Regions from separate parts of the Homo sapiens genome. Here all the other regions are linked to region 2. A link is a contact called in ENCODE Hi-C data. All regions are on one chromosome and are shown on one strand. Each heading gives the region's core, a stretch centred on a gene start or an enhancer-like site at or near the end of the contact. The rest is flanking DNA. Distances are from core to core; before and after follow the strand shown.

Evidence for each region. A loop is a pair of places that touch in the nucleus more often than their neighbours do. Pooled maps may share reads with other maps.
Region 1: a map of naive thymus-derived CD4-positive, alpha-beta T cell shows a loop between it and region 2 (26-fold over the local background). The contact joins the promoter of INPP5A here to the promoter of BCCIP in region 2. A Hi-C loop is called at or near these places in 1 of 168 maps with a recorded cell type or tissue (naive thymus-derived CD4-positive, alpha-beta T cell), 1 of 37 single-sample maps with no recorded cell type and 6 of 50 pooled maps.
Region 3: a map of naive thymus-derived CD4-positive, alpha-beta T cell shows a loop between it and region 2 (18-fold over the local background). The contact joins the promoter of PPP2R2D here to the promoter of BCCIP in region 2. A Hi-C loop is called at or near these places in 1 of 168 maps with a recorded cell type or tissue (naive thymus-derived CD4-positive, alpha-beta T cell), 1 of 37 single-sample maps with no recorded cell type and 10 of 50 pooled maps.
Region 4: a pooled map shows a loop between it and region 2 (20-fold over the local background). The contact joins the promoter of CASC2 here to the promoter of BCCIP in region 2. A Hi-C loop is called at or near these places in 5 of 50 pooled maps.
Region 5: a map of B cell shows a loop between it and region 2 (15-fold over the local background). The contact joins the promoter of FAM204A here to the promoter of BCCIP in region 2. A Hi-C loop is called at or near these places in 2 of 168 maps with a recorded cell type or tissue (B cell and CD4-positive, alpha-beta T cell) and 6 of 50 pooled maps.

The regions. Positions count from the first base shown.
Region 1 is chr10:132,536,497-132,539,237 of GRCh38, forward strand. It overlaps INPP5A (inositol polyphosphate-5-phosphatase A), which reads left to right and starts at 1,291. Exons shown (of 16, transcript NM_005539.5): 1 at 1,291-1,675. The coding sequence starts at 1,601. It overlaps LOC107984282 (a long non-coding RNA gene), which reads right to left and starts at 427. Exons shown (of 4, transcript NR_158224.1): 1 at 230-427. RefSeq lists a silencer at 312-1,411 and an enhancer at 2,192-2,241.
Region 2 is chr10:125,822,108-125,825,006 of GRCh38, forward strand. It overlaps BCCIP (BRCA2 and CDKN1A interacting protein), which reads left to right and starts at 1,439. Exons shown (of 7, transcript NM_078468.3): 1 at 1,439-1,615. The coding sequence starts at 1,451. UROS (uroporphyrinogen III synthase) reads right to left here and starts at 1,151. Exons shown (of 10, transcript NM_000375.3): 1 at 922-1,151. RefSeq lists silencers at 798-1,227, 1,984-2,203 and enhancers at 1,079-1,764, 1,308-1,507.
Region 3 is chr10:131,899,715-131,902,554 of GRCh38, forward strand. It overlaps PPP2R2D (protein phosphatase 2 regulatory subunit Bdelta), which reads left to right and starts at 1,294. Exons shown (of 9, transcript NM_018461.5): 1 at 1,294-1,441; 2 at 1,524-1,616. The coding sequence starts at 1,435. RefSeq lists an enhancer at 554-653 and silencers at 894-1,403, 1,474-1,873, 2,054-2,103.
Region 4 is chr10:118,045,403-118,048,102 of GRCh38, forward strand. CASC2 (cancer susceptibility 2) reads left to right here and starts at 1,419. Exons shown (of 4, transcript NR_026940.1): 1 at 1,419-1,701. RAB11FIP2 (RAB11 family interacting protein 2) reads right to left here and starts at 1,539. Exons shown (of 5, transcript NM_014904.3): 1 at 409-1,539. The coding sequence starts at 761. RefSeq lists a silencer at 977-1,466.
Region 5 is chr10:118,340,967-118,343,666 of GRCh38, forward strand. It overlaps FAM204A (family with sequence similarity 204 member A), which reads right to left and starts at 1,358. Exons shown (of 9, transcript NM_022063.3): 1 at 1,304-1,358; 2 at 761-961. RefSeq lists enhancers at 1,163-1,662, 1,299-1,518.

The DNA.
Region 1 (2,741 bases), core at 41-2,540, 6.7 Mb after region 2:
TCCACAAAATCCTCCGGAGTGCCTGCTCCGCATGGTGGCCACTGGCCACACAGGGCTGCTGAGCACTGGAAGCGGCCTTGTGAGCTGCTGCCAAGAGGCAGGTGCCCGTGCAAAGCCTTCCTGTGAAGGAATCTCACTGAGGTTGTTAAATTCTGGTTACATGTTGAATGATGTATCTATCTATTGGGTTAAGTAAAACGTATTGTTAACTTTGGCTATTACTTGTTACCTTTAAAAAATGTAGCTACTGGAAGCTTTAAGATGACAAATGTGGTTCTCCTCCTCCATCTACAGGCATGTCCCGGTTCACGGCGGCTGTGTCCCCGCGGCCTCAGACCCAGGGTCCAGCCCATGCTCTGGCCCCTCCGGCGGCCAGGATCAGCATCGCTGCCCCGGGGCCCGCGCCGAGCCGGCTGCTCCTCCGTGCTCTGCGCTCCTGGGCCCGCACCAGCCCCCTCCCCTGGAGCCCCCTTCGTCCCTGCGAGGGTTCCCTGCACGCCCCGCGCTGAGACCCAGCCTGGCCCGGGCCGGAGCCCTCCGCGACGTCAGGATGCGCCTGGCCTCACGCCGCCTCCCCTCCGTCTTCTCTGGGCCGCAGCCGCTCCTCGTGAGTGAGGTCGCGGCCAGGGAGCCGGGTGGACGCGCCGGGAAGCTGCACGGTCCACGCTCCGTCTGCGCGGAGAGCCGGGCGCGCGTGGCCCGGCCCCTGCAGGCGCGACTGCCGCCGCCCCGGTGGGCTCCCCTCCCCCGCACGCCCGGCACGCGGCTGGACGACTGCGGCCGCGCGGGGGCTGGAACATCCCCTCAGAGCCGCAAGAGAGCGCACCCGCCGCCGGCGCCCGGAACCCAGGGCCCCTTTAAGAGGCGCCGCCGGAGCAGGGCCGTGACGTCATAGAAGTGCGAAGGGCGGAGTCTGTGCGCAGCCGCGGCGCGGGGGGCGGGGCGGGGGCGCGGCGTTCTTGCGGGCCTGACTGACAGGAGCGCCCTCCGGGAGCGACCAGTACTAGGCCGCCGGTCGCAAGAGCGCCCCGCGTAGGCCCCGCCCCGAAAGGAGGCCCCGCCCCGGGGCAGGCCCCGCCTCCACAAGGACACCAAGTCCCGCACAAGCCACGCCCCCCGCAGGCCCCGCCCCACTCTGTTCAGATCTAGGCCCAACTCAGGCTCCGCACCTCAAGGCTCCGCCCCCAGCAAGGCTCCGCCCCAGGCCCGGCTCCACCCCGCACAGGCCCCACCCCGAGTCAGGCTCCGCCCCGCCCAGGCCCCGCCCCGGGCTCGGCTCCGCGGGGCGGGACTTGCCCTCAGCCTGAGTCGGCGGCGGCTGCGGGAACTTTCCCAGCGGATCTAATGGCTGCGCGCGGGCCGCTGTGAGGCGCGGCGGCGAGCGACGGGCGCGGGGCCGCGGAGCAGCGAGCGAGCGAGCGAGCGCGAGGCCGGAGCCCCGGCCAGGCCCGGCCGACCCGCCGAGCCCGCGATGCGCCCCGGGGCCGCCCCCCGGCGCAGCTGACGCCCCGCGGCCCCGCGAAGACCCCGGCCGGCCGGTCCCGGAGGAAGCGGCCGCCGCCGCCGCCGCCCAGCCCAGCGCCCGCGCCGCCCGGGCACCATGGCGGGGAAGGCGGCCGCCCCGGGCACCGCGGTGCTGCTGGTCACGGCCAACGTGGGCTCGCTCTTCGACGACGTAAGTCCCCCGTGCCGGCGGCAGGCCCCAAGCCCGGAACCCCCGACCCTGACCCCGGGGTCCCGAACTGCAAGCCTTGGACCCTGGACCGTGAACCTCCAGACCCAGAGGCCCCAGACTCTGATCCCTGTACCCGGGACCCCAGACTCCTGTCCTGATTCCCAAGTCTGGGAGCCCAGACCCCTGTCTTGATCCCCAAGCCCGAGACCTGAAGACCTGGGCCCTGAATCCCCGAACCCCATCCTCCAGACTCCAGCAGCTGACCGTTGACCCTGGGACCCTGCCTCTGAACTCCTGTCTGCAAATCCTGACCTCGAAACTCCAATATTAAAACCCTGTCAGAACCCCTGTTAACAGTTCCTGGAACCCAAACCCCAGAAACCGGGTCTGTGCGCACCAAACCCAGCCCCAGCCCTGATTTCCGAATCCTCAGAACCCTGGCCCTGGAATGCCCATCCCCAACCCTGGCCCTGAACCCCAGGTCCATGGTCACTGGAACCACAAATCCTGACTGCAGAACTCTGGTTACAGAACCTGCTCTCAAACGTCTGTCTCTGGTCCCTGAGCCCTGGACCCCAAACCCTGAAACATAACCACAAACCCTAACCCAGGAACTTCTGACACAGGGCTGTGGCCCCAACCTCCTGTCCCTGTTCCCCAATCACTGAATTCTAGCCCTAGAATCCCAGCCTTCATACTGTGGCCCTTTGCCTCTAAAGCCAATCTAGCCTGACTCTGAACCCTGAATTTCAACCTCAGGCCCCAGCTTATGGCCCTGAACACTTGTCCTTGACCCCTGAACCTGGAACCCTGGTTCCAGAATCAGGCCCCAAACCCAATTCTGGACCCTGCCCCTAACTCTGGTTCCTAGATCCCATCCTTGGCCCCTTCCTCCAACAAGCTCCTGCCCCTGAATCCTGAATCCTGAATCCTGGTCTTAAAGCCTGGGCCTTGAGCCTGCAGAATTCCCAAACCCTAACCCTTGACTCCCACCCCTGGCCCCTGTCCTCTGAGCCTAGGCCCTCCACTCTGGCTGTCAGCCCCAGCTCCTGGATGCCTGGGTGCC
Region 2 (2,899 bases), core at 189-2,688:
CAGAGAAAAATCAATTGAGAACCGCAGATCTTATTCCTAGAAAGCTGATGAACCCTGTTTCTCTCGCAATGGGAAGACCTGGCTGCCCCAGGCTGCATCCCCACCTGCCACAGGGGCTGGCGCTCGCTCTGCAGTTGGCCGCAGTCCCCTCCACTCTTCTCTCCAAATAGGCTCGGGTCTTTAACCTAGACTACCCCACTGGCCCCGAAGCATTTTTTTTTTTTTTTAGATAGGGTCTACCTCTGTCGCCCAGGCTGGAGTGTGGAGTGCGGTGGCGCGATCTCGGCTCACTGCAACCTCCGTCTCCTGGGGGCATGCGATTCTCCTGCCTTAGCCTCCTGAGTAGCTGGGACTACAGGCGCGCACCACCACACCTGGCTAGTTTTTGTATTTTTAGTAGAGATGGGATTTCGCCATGTTGGGCAGGCTGGTCTCGAACTCCTGACCTCAAGTGATCCACCCATCTCGGCCTCCCAAAGTGCTGGGATTACAGGTGTCCGCCACCACGCCCGGCTAATTTTTGTACTTTTAGCAGAGATGAGGTTTTGCCATGTTGGCCAGGCTGGTCTCGAACTCCTGACCTCTGGTGATCCACCCGCTTTGACCTCCCTAAGTGCTGGGATTACAGGCGCGAGACACCGGGCCCGGCCCCCCGCCGAAGCATTTTTAACTGCGGTGCCGGCTTTAAAAAAACTTTTAGGTCAAGAAATGCGCTCCAGAAGCTCGGCGAGGGTAGGCTGGGCAGGCGCCTTCCGTCACCGGCGCAGCGGTAGCGGCAGCGGACATCCCCGCCTGGGCAGGCCCAGGTCCGCGGAAGCCTCGGGGCCCTGGCCCCACTGTGTCACACACCGCCCGGGGCCGGGCCCCTGCACGCCCGCGGGCTTCGGCGTCCGTACCGGTACAGCGGGCGGCGACACCTACCTCGCGGGACCGTGCCCAGCACCCGGCCTGGCACACAGCGGGCACCCGGTCGGGGGGCGGTGTCGCGCAGTCCCAGCGAAAAGGCTGCAGGAGCAATGACAACAGGGGCGGAAGCCCCCTCCCCACGCAGCCCGAGGGGCCGCGGCGGCCACCCGCGCCGGGCCCCAGGACCCCGCACCTCAGACTGGGGTCGCGTGGGTGGCTGCGCGCAGCTAGGCGCTCGCGCATGCGCACCGCCATCCAGGCCACGGAATGAGGCCAGAGGTTAGATGGGTTGAACCACTACGGGAAGGGGAGGGGAAGCTTTGGGAGGAGTGATGGAGGGTGGAAAGCGGAAGAAAAAAGCAAGATGGGACCGCAAGCTGGACGTGACTGTAAGGGGTCATGGCTGCGGAATCCAGCAGGGGCATTGGGGTTGACGTGCACTCAGCGCCGAGCTTCTTCGTAGTTCCTCACCCCCTTGGCTACTATGGGCTGGTCCGGAAGGTCAGGCAAGGGGAAGCTGCGCAGGCGCAGTGTGAGCGGCAACATGGCGTCCAGGTCTAAGCGGCGTGCCGTGGAAAGTGGGGTTCCGCAGCCGCCGGATCCCCCAGTCCAGCGCGACGAGGAAGAGGAAAAAGAAGTCGAAAATGAGGATGAAGACGATGATGACAGTGACAAGGAAAAGGATGAAGAGGACGAGGTCATTGACGAGGTGAGAAGGACACGCTCCCCTAGTTGGTTTATACCTGAGAAAAACTTTTTGGCAAGCCCAGGCTGTGTAAAAATAGTGTAGGGTCTTCCCTGACCCTGAGGGTCTGTGAGGAGAAACTGGAGATAAGTTCTTTCTCAGGTTTCTCCTCGGTCTTTAACACACTGCAGCCATAGTAGTTATTTTTTAAAGGTCTAGTCCGGTCCAGTTAATCTCCCAACCCGCGTCCTCCCCGAAAAAGCCCGCCACAACAGGTGTGTTCTTCTCGTCCTCTTTAGTTCTCAGGCTGAAGCCTCAGATCCTGAATCGGCCACCCCGGGCTCGCAGAGGGGGCCCTCTCCCCTCGGGGCAGCAGCTGTCCTCCTCTTCACTCTGCGGGCGGCACTCACTTGGGCCCTCAGTTTCTTGAAGGCTCTTGCCGCGTTCTACCGTAGAAGCCTTTTCAAATGCTCTTCTTTATCCTGCAGTTTTCCCTTCCTTCTTCAGATCTCAGCTAGGCTGTATTTTCTGGCTCCTGGGGCAGCTGACCAAGTCGTGGGTAAATCTTTGGTTTCATAGTCTCATAGAACTGTGTTCCTTTCTTCAGACTAGGTCCTACCGTAGTGCCTGGCAATATAGGTACTTATTATTTGTTTAGTAAACAATTAGGACTGAATGATCCTTCAGCCTACTGAATGTTTAAATAGATACCTCAGCCTTAACTTGTCCAAAGCAGAATTTGTATAATAATTCATGCCCCTCTCTTAATCGTCACCATTTCTATAAATGGCCCCTAAAGTCACCAGCTGCTCTAACCCAAAACCTGGGGCTTAACTTTAATTCCTCCCTTTCCTCATCCTATATCCAGCCCATCAGTAAATCCTGTTATCCAGACATTTCTCAGCACTAATTCTGAGACCATCGTAGTCCACACCTCTATCATCTCTTGCCTGGACTACTATTTAATGTAACAGCTTTTAACCGGCGTTCTTTTCTCCATTTTTGTTCCCCTACAATCAGTCTATACTCCACTTACAGTCAGAGAGATCTTATAGGTCTGATCTCAGGCCTCTGCTTAGATTGCTGCATTGGCTTTCTAGTTCATTTACAAGAAAATCAAGAGTCTTCACAATTGAGGGACGGAAAGGCAGCCTAGATGGCTGGATCAGAATAAGGAAGAGAGAGTGATAGGAAATAAAATCAGAGAGGTAATCATGAGTCATGATGAGCATGGAGGGGAGCATGGAGAGAAGCATGGATGCAGGATTAGAGGTGACACCATGGTGTGGGTATGTGATCAATCTTCCT
Region 3 (2,840 bases), core at 44-2,543, 6.1 Mb after region 2:
ACTTATTATGTATTTATTTCCTTATTGTCTGTCTCCCCCACTGAAAGGTAAGCTCTACCAGGGCTGAGATTTCTCTGCTCTGTTAACCTCTCACCCCCAGGGCTGTGGAGTGTGCCGCACGTGGCAGGAGCTGTCAATAAATAATATTAATGGAGTGGACGAATGTTCCTGATTTGCAGCGACTGTCTTTTAGTGGTGCAATACCATCAGTGCCCACCGCAGCTACCCTGAAAGAAGTTCTGATTCCGGACATCAATCCCATAGGGACAGTCCCCCTGATGATAGCTCGACTTCAGATTTTTCAACTTTACGACGGGTAGATTGGGTATTAGATGCATTTTTGACTTAGGAAGGGCTTATTTGCGGGGAGGGTAGCCCCACTGTAAGTCGAGGAGCACCCATGATCGCTCAGTATGCCAGAGAAAACCACCCGCAAATGAAACGATCGGCCCTGTTTCCCTAAGACTGCACTGGGAGCTCCAAGAACCCCTAAGGTAGCCATCTGGTGAGCAACGGTGCGCTCCGAAAGGGAGGTGGACAGGATTGGGAGACCGAGGCCGGCAGATGGCTCGAGCCCAGGAGTTCGAGACCAGCCTGAGCAACATAGACCCCCGTCTCTACAAAAAATTTAAAAATCAGCGAGCCTGGCGGCGCGTGCCTGTGCTCGCAGCTACTTCCGAGGCTGAAGCAGTAGGATGGATTGAGCCCAGGAGGTCGAGGCTTTTAGGGAGTCGAGATCGCGCCCCCGCACTCCAGCCCGGGGAACAGAGCGAGACTCCGCGTCGGGGGCAGTGGGCGGGAGGCAGCGCTCAGGTACGGCGCGCTCAGGTGAGGCCGGCCCACATGCCCGCCCACCGCCGCCAAGCGCGTCCTCCATTGGCGGTTCCACGGAGAACCCACGTTTCCATTGGCCGATGCGGGATGGGGGCGTGTCCGGCCAAGCGGCGCCCTGAAGGCGTGTCCGGCCGCAGCTTAGGCTCTCCGGGAGTCCCCGGAGAGTAGGGGCGGCCGGCGGCGCTAGTCTTCTGGGGAGCGCCGGGTGCACACCGGACCACTGCGGGAGGCCTAGGGCCGAGGGCCGAGGAGCTGGCCTGCGCCCGGCGACCCCGGCTTCCCTCCGCAGTCGCCCAGGCGTCCCTTCCCCCCTACAGCCGAGCGGCGCCGGGCGCAGGCGCATTGGGCGCCCCCGGCAGCCCCCGCGGCCCGCCCCGTCCGCTGCCCGTCCGAGGAGGCGGAGGGCGATGACGTCATCGAGCGGGGCGACGGGCATTGGGCGCCATTTTGAAAAGGGAAAAAAATCCCTCCCCGGCGGCGGCGGCGGCGGCGGCGGCGCCGGCGGTGGTGGCGGCCCCGGGGCTGAGCGCTCGGCTGCAGCGGCGCGGAGGCCGTCTCCCTGGTCTGCCGCGGTCCCCGCCCGTCCCGCCGCCGGCTGCCATGGCAGGTGAGGGGTCTGCGCGGGCCGGCGGGGACCACGGGGGCGGGCGGGGGCCGCGGCCGGCCTGACCGCCCCGTTGTGTTTGCAGGAGCCGGAGGCGGCGGCTGCCCCGCGGGCGGCAACGACTTCCAGTGGTGCTTCTCGCAGGTCAAGGGGGCCATCGACGAGGACGTGGCCGAAGGTGAGCCCCGCGCCGCGCCCCGCCCCGGGACCCTCGCGGACAGCTCCCAGCCCGGCCGCGCGCGGCCTCCGGGCCCCAAGCGTCCGTGGAAGGCAGGCAGGAGGATGGGGGCCGGGCGGGGCAGGGGCCAGGGGCCGAGCTGGGGGCCGTGATCGGGGGGCGGCCGTCCTCTGTCCGCTGTCCCGGCCCGCGGGGCACGGGCGGAGGCGTCGGGCCCGCGGCGGGACTTATGTAAGTCACCAAGGTCACGGGCGGCCGGGTCCTCCGAACCCAGCGCCTGGGGCTGCCTCCTGCCCGGGGCGGAACCGAAGCCCGGGGCTGCCTCCTGCCTGGGGCGGAACTGAGGAGACCGCGGCGGAGCCGGGGACGGGAACGGAGTCCATATCGTGCGCTCGGGCAGCGCGGCACAATGGCCCAGAGGCTGGGAACGCGCCTAGGGCTGGGTCGGGGCCTCGGCCCCCACCAGGCTCTGCGTTTCATCGGCGGTGCGCTCTTGAGCGAGCTGGTTGCCTCGGCTCCCTGATTCTTAAGGTCTGCTTTCTGCGGTTCTAAAATCCTTGAATTTTACTGTGAGGTACTGCTACTTTCTCTACTGATATATTTTAAGGTCTCTATTCCAGATTTTAGTCTTGAACTTCATGGTATTACTTGAAGTTCACTGGTCTTTTCCTTAAATCATACTCTCAAATTGGCCCAGGCACAAAGTTTTAGGGTGGTGGGAGGGAACTGGGAAGTGCCTCCCACCCCAGCTTCCCATGAAGCTTACCTGTCACCTTAAAGTTAAAAAGCTATGTAGCTTTCCTTTTTCACCGTTGAATGGAGAACTTGGTCGAGTCTTAGAAGTTTGATTAATATTTCAGATTCAGAGTCATAGTGACTTTTTTGTTGTTGTTCATACATCTTACTGAACATTGTAAACCTTTAACCTTTTCTTAAAAATGATTGGTGTTTGCACCAAATACACCTTCCCTGCCTCAAGTTACTAAAAGCCCCTTGTCAGACGTCCTGTTCACTTCCCTCCATCTCGGCCCCCCCAACCCCGTGAACTTTTACTCCCTCTTCCCTACCCTGTACCTCTCCCTGGCAGTGTCTGGTTTGGCACATGACCCCTGAGGACATCTGGAGATTCTGCGCCCCCTGGGACAAACAGGGCCTAGGTTATTAAGCAGGTGAAACTGGGCTCTAAGAAATGCGTAATATATATGGTTTGAGATTAAAACTAGG
Region 4 (2,700 bases), core at 169-2,668, 7.8 Mb before region 2:
TGCGACACATCAACATTACATTGCCAGATTTAATTTCTCATCTTCCATTTCATTGATAATTGTAAGGTTTAAAATCCATAACAATTTATATGAAGTTCTAGTTGGTCAATACTGTGATCCAGTCCTCATACTGAAACAATGTTAACTTACTTAAAATCCACCACAAAATATTCAATTATTTGACAGATGTTTAACAGAAAGAATAAGGGATCATTAATGATTCCATTTAAAAAATATTTCATCACGAGTGCTACTTTTACTTCAGATTCATGCAAATATGGTGCTTAAAACTGGATCATATTTCAATCCAAAAACCAACGCCCGAAGTATACGGATAATTTCCAAGAACAGAAAAACCATAAATAAGATATAAACTCCCCCAAATTCAAAATAAATTACATAACTTACTCTGTTTTCCTTCTTTGTTTGTCCTCAAAGATGTCATTGAGATTGATTGCCACCTGCCCTAAAAATTTATCCAGACCCACCAGGGACCTGTGCATAACTATAAGGAAAAGAATGTATTTCTCTGGACTTCCCTGAATTAGCAATCCAGGTAGCTCGAAAGAGGCCTCCTCCTTCCAAACTGGCTCAAGGGTTTTCTCAGCTACAGAGGTGGAGTACTTTTCCTTGCCCAGCTGAATTATAGTGTATGTGTCATTGGTACCACTTTTGCCTTTTGGCTTCAGATCTTTGGCTTGGAGCACTGTGACCTGCACGTGGGTTGGAAACCACTTTTGGGCTTGCTCGGACAGCATCATCCTGTCCTGTTTCTCTGCCCCCGAGTTCCCTAGCACAGGCAGTGCCCCTCCCGGAGGGAGAGCCTAATTCCTTAATCACTGCATCCTAAGGACACTTAACGGAAACAGGCAGGCTCAGGGCTCCCCGACTTCCCTATGGCTGATGTCAAAACGCCTCGCGGGGGCAGCCCAGGGGCACGGCCGCTCCGGGGGTCCCCTTTCGTCTGGAGAAACACAGAGGCCCACCATCACCTGGCCGCGCCGTGCAGGCCTCTGCGCGGACCCCCGCCCCTGTCTCCACCTTCCCCAGGCCTGCGGGGCACGTGAGGCCTGGCCACACGGACCCGGGCGGAGGGCTGCGGGGGTGAAGGGAGCCCCCGCCCCAATTCTGCACCCCTGGCCTCCCGCCTGCCTCCTTGCGGCCGAGCAGCCTCCGCTGCCTCCGCGCCTCCCGCCCGCCCGGCGTTCGTCCGCAGGCTCGGCCCGGCTCCTCCTCCCGACCCCGGTAATACGAACCGCCGGCGGCTAACGCGGCCTCGCTCCCTCTCGCAAACCTCTCCCTCCTCCTCCTCCCCCTCGCCTCAGCTCCTCCTCTCGGGCGGGAGCGGGTAGCCAGGGGTGGAGTGGGGGAGGGCGGGGAACGCGGCCGCCCCGGCGCCGGCGGGACGTGGGGCGGGCAGCGGGCTGCAGGGCTGCGGGCGCTTGGTTCGGCCTGGCCCGGCCGGCGGCTCCTAACACCGGGCGGGCGGCTGCGGCGGCACTTCCGGGTTGGCCTTCTCCATGTTGGTCTCGGGAACGTGAAGGGGCGGGGCCTCGAGGTCAGGGGTCAGCACCTCCCTGGTTGCCGTGGCGACTGGAGGCGCGCGACGCGGGCGCAATGGCGGGGACCCGGGGCTTGATGCTGCTTGGGCCTGGCCCAGTGGCGGGTCCTAGGGACGTGGGTACCTGCAGAGGCCGGCAGGTGAGCCCTGGGGAGGGCTGGGGACCGCTCGTGAGAGGAGGTCATCAAAGACCCGGAGACGCCCCTAACTAGGGCGTCTTTGAGGGCAGGGGATCTGTGTTCGCTGTGTCCTGGATGCCCAGTGCCTGGCAGGAGCAGGTCCATAAATGGTGTTGGAACGAATCAGGCCTCTTCACTGACCGAAAGGAAACTTTTCTCCAATCTCCTATCCACCCTTCTCTTTTTGAAAAGTCCGTAAATTGACTGAAAATGACATCCCCCACCCAGACGAAGGGCGATAGGGAAGCAAATAGTTTCCACAGGGAGTAGAGATGTAGGGAGGCACTGGGCTGGCATCAGAAGACCTGGTTCCGGCCGCGCCTCTGCCGCTATCAGTGTGTGTGACCTTGGCCGAGTCATTTCACCTCCATGAGCCTCAGTGTTTTCACGAGTAAAAAAGCCAGTTCTACCTCATGTCTAAGACTCCATCACGACTCTATGGGCTCGACGTCAAAAGGACCCCCGTGGGGACTCACACTGTGGTGGACTGTGCAAATCATGTGGAGACCATGCCCCAAACACGGGTTTCGAGTTTCAGGGGATAATACATGTGCCTTTCCTAGCACAATGCGGCACATAAATCTCCTTTTGCCCCTCTATTTCTCAATTGGAAGAGACGCTTATGTACCACCCCATTGCTGTTAATTCTGTTCGTGTCTTACCTTCCCAAGGAAATTCTAAGTTTTGGGACTGCCTTGTCTATCATGCAGTCCCTTCATAGTGGCTAGCATGCAGCAGACAATTTACTGAATTACTTAATGCCTTTTTTCCCTTTACAAGACTAATTTTGAGAGTAAAACAATATGATACATGTAAATGCACGTTTTTTTAACTTAAATGGCCATAAACATGTAAAGTATCGTGTTTATTATTTTCAAGCAAGGTTTAAAACTTCTCATTCAAGGCAGAATTTTTCATCCCTGGGAGACAGTGTATGAAAAGGCCATGTGTGGAAAACAG
Region 5 (2,700 bases), core at 108-2,607, 7.5 Mb before region 2:
CTGGGGCTGAGAATGATCTTAGCCTATAATTACAGACTTGTTAAATTTGGTTAAGAATTTTTTTCTGTACTTTTTGAGTACAGAAAGCTATGCAAGATGCTATACTAAGTTGCATACATCAAAGTCAAAGTCACAGTCAGAGGTTTGAGTAATAATGTCATATTTTCTGGACAACCAGACAGCTGCTTATAATCAAAACCCAAAAGATATATTTGAGCAGCTCGATGGGTAAATGTTTTCCATCTCTATTCCAGAATTTAAATTCCATTTTCATCGTATAAGGCTGTCTTATTTCCTATATTTTGTATTTGATTAGAAATAATTCCAGAAGCCTGAACTTCGTCTGATCTAAAATTAATTTCACTTGTATACTAATTATAAGCCACAATTATTTAACAATCTGAAGATTGTAATTTACATCATAATCAGAGTCTGTGACTTAAAAATAGTTACTATTTTCAAGCATGTTAACATCAACATTAACGTAAATATCCTATTTACTTTTATGAAATGAATGTGTTCCTTTTCTCAAAAAAGGTACAGAAAGGACAACTGAATTACAGGCCTGAGAGCGAATCCAGAAAAACTACTTATTTAGCAAGATTTTGCATGTATTCAACTGTTTTAATTAAAGAGAGTGTTCGTTTACTTGAGGCCTGGAAAACATTTTCCCAGACCCAAGATCCTGCATGGAAAGACAATAAACCAAGTTAACAGTTCAAGGCTCATTTTAAGTCGATTCCGCTGTGAGAATACTTACAGGGTCCAAGATTGCAAGAGGATGGGTCTAGAAAGGTACACCGTTCCTGCTTGGCTGCACAACCCGGAATTCTGCAGGCTTTCTGGCGGCAATGCCACACTCCAATCCCAAAAGAGAGAGAAGCCCCTCCCGGGCACAGAACTAAGCGCTGCACATTCCGGCGAAGGATGTCTAGCCTGCTGGCAGTCCCATTAACTGGAGCTGTTTTCCGGAATACAGCAACTGTAAACGTGAGCCTGTTTTCCCTATCGACAGCCTCCTCAATCCCCTCTCACTTTGACCTGGGTGGGACGGAGAACCCCCTCCACATAACAGGCTGGGGAGGCCGCTGCGACGCCCCTTTCGAGGAAGGCTGAGGGCGGCCCCGCCGTCGCTTCCGCGGCCCCGGGCCGGGGGCTTTTCTAGCCTGCTCCGGGAGGCTCGGCCGAGGAGCTATGAGGCCGCCCATGCCGCCTCCCTCGGCTGCCCACAAGAGGCCCTCCCAGACTCATCATGCCGGAGCCCGAACCGGCGGGTAACCAACCCTCCATAAGCCGTACTCACCTGTCAGGAAGTGGTCGCCCAGCAGCCATCTTAGGACCCCGTCAACATCGCGCCTTCTCATTGGCTCCTGCGTCTCAACCAATGGGCTGGGGCCGTTCTGGCCCTAGGGTCGCCTTAGCAACCGGCCTCCTGGGGCTTCCCTTTTTAGTCCGCCCGAAGGAGGTGGTTCCTTTCTTTCTTTTTTTTCTCTCTTTTATCTTGCCGTTTTCTCTTTCTTCTGAACATTTTTAAAGACTTTGTTCTTTCTTCATTCCCTGCTGTAGGCCAATGCGTCTGGGCAAGGAAAGGGCTGACATAGACCTTGAACTGAGAGTTGATGCCACCAGGAGGGAGAATCTTGCAGAGTGCTTTCTTTCTAGGCCCCTCTGCAAACGTCTTCATTCATTCATCCTTTCCCCTCACTCTCTTCCTTTTTTTTAATTTTTTTTCTTTCTTCACCTATTTATTGGGCGCCTACTTTGTACCAGGCATCGTGCTAATCTCTGGTTAGCAGAAAACATGCTGACTCTTGCTCTCTTGGCGCCTACCGTCTGGTGATGGGGTCCAAGGTGCTTCACTGACTGGACCAAAAGTTTACCGAACTTCTTTTTTTCTTATTTGTGGCAGGCACTGTGTTATGCCCAGAAGGGGGTGCTTGGGGAACATAGAAAATAAGGGGAAAAAAAAGAGAGAGAAAAGCACTGCGAAGAGGATAAAATACCCTATGGATAGGGATGGGAATAGGGCTATTTTAGAAATATTTGCATTTTCCGAAATACTGTTTTATAATAAGAATAACATTAAGTGTACCTATTTGCTAATTTTGTGATGATTATATAAGAAAAGCCTGGGCAACAGAACCAGACCCTATTTCAAAAAAAGAAAAGAAAAGAAAATACAGTAGGCTTCCCTCATCTGTGGCTTCTCTTAGCCTGATTTCAGTTACCTGGGGTCAACCAAGGTCCAAACACATTAAGTAAAAAATTCCAGAAATAAGCAATTCAAATGTTTCATTGCAAGCCCATTCTGGATATCCTGATGAAATCTGCAGTGTGAATCATCGCTTTGTCCATGCATGCTGTTAGGCTACCAGGTTCTTAGTCACTTAGTAGCCATCTTGGTTATCAGATTGAAAAACTATATGTGGGGTTCGCCATTATTCCAGGATTCAGGCATCTACCGGGGAGTCTTGGAAGGTATTCCCTGCGGATAAGGGAGGCTACTGTACACATAAAGACTTTAACATGTTACCTAGCCCACGCTAATTTTCAATCTCAGCTGTTTTTTGCTGTTAACATTACCAATAATGTCTTTCTTCAAAGCAAGCTAAATGTGTATAAAATTTTGCATTGCACTCAGTAATATATCTCAATTTCACATCAACAGATGGTTAAGCCTATTAACTATCCACTAAACCA